Regions from separate parts of the Homo sapiens genome. Here region 1 is linked to region 2. Evidence: read pairs that join two places in POLR2A ChIA-PET (ENCODE). Cell type or tissue: Panc1. All regions are shown on one strand.

Evidence for each region. ChIA-PET counts read pairs that join two places held together with the same protein. Peaks named below come from ENCODE experiments on the same cell type or tissue, not always from the same donor. Only the 100,000 strongest peaks of a DNase experiment are listed, where the experiment ranks them.
Region 1: POLR2A ChIA-PET joins it to region 2 with 6 read pairs; 2 of 35 experiments call an interaction of 5 or more read pairs at or near these places.

The regions. Positions count from the first base shown.
Region 1 is chr6:138,622,553-138,626,552 of GRCh38, forward strand. It overlaps a transcript of NHSL1 not described here. Among named protein-coding and RNA genes, the nearest start is that of NHSL1-AS1, 67 kb to the right of the region's middle. In Panc1, no CTCF peak of the experiment used is centred here; no DNase peak of the experiment used is centred here.
Region 2 is chr6:138,553,771-138,557,770 of GRCh38, forward strand. It overlaps a transcript of NHSL1 not described here. Among named protein-coding and RNA genes, the nearest start is that of NHSL1, 56 kb to the left of the region's middle. In Panc1, no CTCF peak of the experiment used is centred here; a DNase peak (open chromatin) is centred at 1,963.

The sequences.
Region 1 (4,000 bases), 69 kb after region 2:
TTTAATATTAAATAAAACAAAAGTGGGGGCAAGTATGGACCAAAGATAAAAATCTGCCATAAGCCAAGGACTACAATTAATCTAATTATGTGTACCTGAATTTCAGAAGGGGAAAAAAAATACTTAGCTATCTTTTAGTAATTCCAAGAAAGCAAATGAAATTTCCTAGTCAGTGTAACCAATGCAAGTTGACAAACATCTATTGATTACTCACTATAATTATCAGAGCCTACGCTTGGTACACCAGATATCAGAGATAAATATAAATGCAGTTCCTGCTCCCAAGGGGTTCACATTTTAGTGTGGGAGAGGCACAGCACACACTAAGCATTCCTTTGGGTGGCTGCTACAGAAGTAATGGAGCGCAGGGCAGAGGCGATAAAGTAGGTAACACTACAGTGAATTCTAAGCAAAGAAAAGGAAAGGAGAAAAGGGGATATGGGAAAGTAACATACGCATAATACAGGGCCCTGCAACAGCCAGGCATGTTCAGAAAGCCACTTAGAAAAAAGGGCAGCAAGTGATGAAGTCACCAAGGATGTTGAGCAGGTGTGCAATTTGGATTTGCAAAATCATTGCATTAATGACGTGGATCTGAGAACAATGCGATGGGAATGTGGGCAAAAGGCCAGTTTAGATGCCCTTACAGTCATTCAGAGCACAGAAAATGAAGGCCTGCACTGGCATAGTAAAGTGAGGGTGGACAGGGAGCTCTGCTCAGAAACTGAGAGGCAGGCAGGTAAATGACTGAAGGAGACGAAGAGACAACAGGGCCCGGAGTGCAACAGAGAGGTACAGGGAGCTTATCCCTCTACAGTGTCTGTCTGGTTTGTTTATTCATTTATTTATTTTAATTCATAAAAGTTATATATATTTATGGTGTACAACATGAAGTTTTGATATATGTATATATTATAGAATGCTAAATCAAACCAATTAACATATTACCTCACATACTTATTTTTTGTGGTGAGAATATTTAAAGGTCTACTCTCTCAGCAATTTTGAAGAATACAATACATTGTTATTAACTATAGACATCATGTTGTACAATAGCTCTCCTGAAATTATTACTCCTAACTGAAATTTTGTATCCTTTGACCTACATCTCCTCAGTCTCTCTCTTTGTTTTACAGTTTACAAGCCAAACTCACAATCCTGATTACAGAGGTGATATAGTTTGGCTGTGTCCCCACCCAAAATCATCTTGAATTGTAACCTCCATAATCCCAATAACCTCCATGTCTCAAGGGTAGGACCAGGTGGAGGTAACTGGATCATGGGGGTGGTTTTCCACATGCCGCTCTCGTGATAGTGAGTGAGTCTCAAGAGATCCGATGGTTTTATAAGCGTCTGGCATTTCCCCTGCTTGCATTCGCTCCATCCTGCTGTCCTGTGAAGAAGGTGCCTGCTGCTTCTTTGCCTTCCACCATGATTGTAAGTTTCCTGAGGCCTCCCCAGCCATGTGGAACTGTGAGTCAGTTAAGCCTCTTTCCTTTATAAATTACCTAGTCTCGGGTATTTCTTCATAACAGTGTGAGAACAACTAATACAAGAGGTCATCAAAGAGGTACAATCTTTGATGTTATTGATTGATTGGCTGAGAAGAGGTGGCAGCAATGGTGGACGCTAAGAGAGTGCATCTCCACCTTTAACATGCACAGGATCACCTAGACAGCTTGTTAAAATGCAGATCCTAATTCAGTAGGTCTAGGGTGGTGCCTGAGCCTCCGCATTTCTAACAAGCGTAGGTGACACTGATGTGTCATGGACCACATTTTGAAAAGCAAGGAATTTGAAAGCACCAAGAATCAGAGAAAAGAGAAGGGAAGGAGGGCAAATGTAAGCGTTCATTGTATGACACAGATGACTCTGGGTCACTGAGGCTGGATATATGAGTCTGGTACTCTACCTGGAGCTACATAGAGAATTGAGAATAATTCATTCACGTATACACACTATAAAAAAAAGGAAGAATGAAATTAGATTACCTAGGGAAATCATGTAATCTCAAGGCAGAACAATGGGTGTCCCATTTTTCCTGAATGGACAATTAAGATCTCTCAGAAACCTTTTGCTGAGTGACACTCAGATCACTGAGGCTCTGCCCTGCTCAGAAACAGCCTCCTTCTGACACTTCACCCACCTGAATTAAATAAAATCAAACCTCGTCTAACATGTCTTCCTCATGCAAGTGAACTGATGAACTTAATATTGCTGAGCATCCTAAACTGCAGCAGAGGAGGTGTTTGCAAAAGCTTTGGTAGACCCTTGGAAGGATTCTTCATCAGAACCAAATTTCTTATAATAGCTATACCTATCTCTACCGTTTTCAATTACAGGTTTTCCTGAAGTTCTTTGCAAGGTCATCATGGAATAAAAGGCCAGAATTGATGATTAAAGAACTCTTTTAGTTTATATATACAAAATATAGTGTGTGTGTGTGAGAGAGAGATATTCTGTCTTAATATAAAATCAACTGTATTAATAATTAAACTAAAATGTTAATACGGTGGATATTAATTTACAAAGATATAATTAATTTAAATAATTAAATCATCAATTAACACTTTTTTGTTGTTGTTGCTTTGTTTTGCTTTGCTTTTTTTGAGACAGGGTCTTGCTCTGTTACTCAGGCTGGAGTGCAGTGTGTGATCTCAGCTCACTGCAACCTCCGCCTCCCAGGTTCAAGCGGTTCTCGTGCCTCAGCCTCCTGAGTAGCTGGGACTACAGGTGTGCGCCACCACGCCTGACTAATTTTTGTATTTTTAGTAGAGACAGGGTTTCACCATGTTGACCAGGCTGGTCTCAAACTCCTGACCTCAAGTGATCCACCCGCCTTGGCCTCCCAAAGTGTGAACTGTTAATTTGCTATGTTTCTTGATTACAGCTGGACATTGCTTTTCCAGCGTTTAGGTCTTTTTCACACTTCTGGTCTAGAACTTATCACCACTCCTTACTGGGTAACTACTATCTCCCCTTCCTAGACAGTAGCAATTTTATTTTCTCTTTATATATTCTTGAAGAATAGTATAGTGCCATGAGTACAGTATGAGCTCTAAAGTACTTGTTTTTGTGCTTTTTTAATTAAAAAAAAAAAAAAAAAAATTAGAGACAAAGTCTTGCTGTCACCCAGACTTGAATGCAGTGCAGTGATCACACCTCACTGCCGCCTAAAACTCCGGGGCTCAAGATCCTCCCACCTCAGTCTTCCTAGCTGCTAAGACTATAGGCACACACCACCATGCCCAGCTAATTTTTATAAATGTTCTGTAGAGATAGGGTCTCACCTGTTCCCCAGGTGGGTCTCAAACTCTTGGCCTCAAGCAATCCTCCTGCTTAGGACTCTCGAAGTGCTGGGAATACAGGTGTGACCCACCACACCCAACCGAAAGTATTTGTTGAATGAAAGTTGTTTCCTTATCTTAGCTTTTCTCAATGGAAAACTACTGTTGAGTTTTTCTTCTGCCTTCAGTCCAGCTTCTTGTTCCTGCACTGAGGCATTACTGGCTATAAAAATCCACTGTTAGACTCAAGAACAGGCAGAAGGCTGTCTCTGGACAGCTTGGTTTTAATTGATCAAATGATCCCTGGCACTGAGGTGTCCAAATTATTCCACCTGTCTTCCTAGCCAACAAATCAGTGAAAGCACATATGGAAACAACCATCCAGTCCTGCCTGATCAGTCCACTTGCTTGAATTCTAAAACCTCACTTAGCTTTTGGAAACAAACTCTTTAGGTAGAATGTTAATACAGGAGTCTCTTCCCTCGCAAAGCAAAATCTTGAAAGAGCCACAGACATTTTCTCACTGTTAACAGTGGTAGATAGGTTGATTATGTAGTCCATAAATTTTACTAAATCATCAGACACACTTGACTTTTCTCTGTGACGGCATAGCTTTAAGTAAATATTAAGAAGGCATTTGCATCCATTAAAACACAGAATTTAAAAAGTAAAAACACCTCTTCGAGCCCATGGTAAGTTCTACATTTTCCAGA
Region 2 (4,000 bases):
GTGAAATCTTTATAAACTATCATTTCCTTAAAGGATTAATAATCTGAAAGAGTCTCATTTACAAACACACAAACACAGATACCATTCTCTCTCCAGGCAACTTCACCACAACAAACTCAGAAAGCAGTTTTTCCTACTCTCATTCTGCCTGAATTAAATATTTGAAGGATGATGGAAGTGAAAAAGGAAGAAAAATATTTTCTGGAAATATCTCTTACAAAAGAATTAACACCAGTATGTCCAGATGGAGGGAGGATACCGAAAGATGTCATAATAATGTCCCCAAATTCCCTTTCTTAGTAAACTTATAAGGAACTGTATTATAGGAGAGAAAAACAAAACCACTGGAGTCTAAATTGTTTTCTCTTTGCCATTGCCACTATGCCTAACATATGTGTATTATATTTCAGAGGGTTTAGGTTAAAGCACATAAAAATAACCTCATAGGAAAGATACAACAGTAGGTCCTTTCACGTTGTGTATTTCTTCAACGTGCTCCCTGATAAACTGACTTGCAATGTATACAGATCAACGGGACCCTCCACCCACCAAAAAAAGTCATTTGTGTCATTTTCTCCTAAGCATCTGAGTAATCTGAGGAAGTAAAAACCATAACCAACCTTCAACTACAGAAACAGGTGCAACTTCTCCACCCACAAAATCAAGAATTATTCAAGTTCATGTACCAATCAACCAGGCGGACCACAGTTCTGCCACAATATATGTGTTAATAAAACATAACCAGAGAGCGTAACTGGACTATAATTACTTTTAATCATCAAACAAAAAGATAAAATTCCAGAAGACATACTAAGATATTAAGAGCAAGGTACGCCAAGGTAAATGTCCAGGCTTCTGGTAACTTCTGCATAGATAATTGAATACATTATTCTAATATTTAATTTCTTTAAGGCCTACTTGTTTAAAATATTGTGTTTTGAAACCAACTAAGTATTTGAAAAACTCAAAGCTCTGTAAAGAACTATGGAATTTCTATAAAAAGGTAGTTTACTTCTGAAATTCACCACATTCACCAACTTTTGTCCCCCTTTAACCTTAGTGACAACGTTTCAAGGAAGAAGCTAATAATTTCCCTTTCAACTGCCAAGGCTTCTGAGTCGTGAGGCAGTTTGAAACTTCAGGAATAGTGAGTTACTTCAGGACCCATAGGATTTACAACAATAATGGTTTGAGGAAACCACAGCATTTAGGCTCCTTCAGTCTTTTTCCCTGTCTTTAAGAGTTTAAAAATAAGCAAGAAAATGATTCTTCAAATCGGCAGACCATCTTCAGGGGTGGAGTCTTGCCACGGTGCATAATAATCCCAGAGTTACAAGATCCACAGAGCACGGTGCGGCCCACAAAAACAGCTCTTCTGACCCTCCTCTTGATCATGCCGAACATGATCTGAGCCTTTTCCTTTTTGATTTTTGTTTTACCTCTCTCTTTCTCTTTCTCTCTAGCTTAAAGTCAGTAAAGTTCTAGTAGAAGTAACTTACCATTTTGTTCATGGTAATGGCTGGGATTTCCTTTGCGTTCTATTTCTATTTAATGCATCTTTGTAAACTCAGCTATTAACTATAATAAGTCTACAGCCACTCAAGAGGGAAAAAGTTCCAAGTCAAAAATAGAATGCTAAGTTTAAAGTTTTAAAATGCTTCTATTGCTTTCGAGGCAGGTGTGCTTCTGACAGCTCTATTAAGTTACTCAACTGTCTCTAGGGACTTCAGTTCCTAACAAAGAAAGGCTGCAGCCTGGTGCCCTTGGGTTGGTTTTTTGTTTTTGTTTTCTTTTTCCTCTTTCATTCTTTGAAAACTGAATGAATTCTGTTCTTGTGCGGAATAAAAGTGACATGAGAAAGCCTGTTTTCAGGACTGGCGTTCTTCCTCTTTTGTCTTTGCTATGGTAAGTTGCTTATCTTCTGCATATCTGCTTAGAAAACTTTCTGTGTGATACAGAGTGACTCAGACGCTTCCAAAACCTGCTCTGTAAGGTCAGAAAAGGAATTTGTCACTTGACCCTCACAGGGCAGTCAGGAATGTCAAAATTAAAGAGACTAACAGAAAGGAACACACTCTCAATACCTTAAGAGGGGACAAAGGAATGTAAGGACATAGCCTCACTGGGCCCTGTTGGGTACAGGCCTTGAGCAAGCTAACTCACTTTTCTGCATCCTCCCTTCTTAGCTGCCAAACAAGGGATCAGACAGGGTATCTCGGAGGTTCCTTCCAGCCCTGACACGTTAGTTAGCCTTGTTGTTAAGCTAACTCTACTTGGATCCCTTCACATGTCCAATTTAAAGACTGTGTACATATATTTACTAAAATGCTTCAAATGGCACCGAGAGAAGAAAATGTGTGGTCATTGCTTCAATAAGAGCTCTCTCTAAATAATTACTAAAGTTGATTTCTCTCATTAGGTAAACACAAAAGTCAGAATTCTTTGAGTTTTCATTTCATTAGAAAAGAAAGACATCTTTAAAACTATCATCATCTCTGATATTTTACAACCAAAATAGAGAGTAACTATGTAAAGTACCAAAAGCTTTTCCTATCAGGAGTGAGACTCTTCTGTCAATTCTTCAATGTTTAGAGAATGACAGAAGGAATAACAATGCTTCTGTCATTGTTATTGTCATTGTCATTGTAGAAAAATAACTATTTTTCTTTTCTCTGAGCCCCATTTCTTGAGTCACAGAATTTTCTGTAATCTCTATTTTCAATTAATTCAGGTTGCATTTAAACATTTTTGTAGGTCTCCTATGTGCAAATCAAAATACTCATTGAGCAAACACTGTGGATCTAGGATGCAAAATGGGGATTATAGCATTTCAACACAAACTAGTAAAAAGTCATGTGAATTCTCTGCACTGGGATATTAGTGGTTCATTAACAAATTCATGGAAAACCAGAGGGTCAGATCAGCTTTTTCAGCCACATTTTATATCATTCCCATTCGCATTAATGAGGCTCAAATATCGTTTAAAGTATTTGGCCAAAAATGTTTAGTAGAGTAGAAGTGGTTTTAAATAATTGAAATACGTCTTACCTTCACTATTTCTTGACTTTTTAAATATAGAGGATACAAACAAGAACATGAAATAGAAATCTGGGGGATGCAATTTCAACCAAATGAAAAATGAGTAAATAAACTTGGTGTCTACATATCAGATGGAGAAAAGAGAGTGACAATCAACAAGTAATTAGAGAAAGTGGTTAATGGTGAAATCAAGGTTTAAAAGCATACTTGCTTAGTAAGTGAAACAAAGCAGTAGATGATAATCCTCCTTGAAAACTCGGAGTGATTTTTACAGGAGTGATTAAAATGTAATGTTTACAGAAAACACTGGGATGGCCAAATACAGTCACCGGTCCATGATGTTAACACAAACATGTACTTTATTCCACCGTACCAAAACGAAAAGCCAACAGAAGATAAACATGTAAAAAACATAGTTACATATTAGAGTAACATCCACTTATCAACGGATCATTTTGCTGACAAATTCAACCACTCAAAATATGGCAAAGAAGAAATCAAAATGGCCTCCCACCAGACAGCACTGCCCACAGGATTGTGGCTCGGGATCTCATGCATCTTCCAGTCAATACTGTTGCAATACACTGGGTTACCCAGACCCCCCCACACAAGGTAACACAGGAGCAACACCAAGCCAAAGAGTGGTGGGGACTACCAGAGACAGGTGCAAGTACACTGTCGAAAGAGAAAGGCTTCCAGCAAAAGTGAAATACAAAACAGTCACTGGAAGTTAAAGAACACTGCAGAGATCCATTTCATGCCAAAGCAAAGATCTCTACAATATTCAGCGGCCATCAGGGCATCACCAGGTCCAATGACTAGTCACAGTGACACCAGGGCATTAAAACGAGGTTAAATTGTACTCTTTGATTGAGCAGAGTTGTTGAAGTGTCATGAAGAGTGTGGGACTAAGTCACGAGAAGTGGATTCAAATCCAGTCTATACCAATTATCTCTATGGC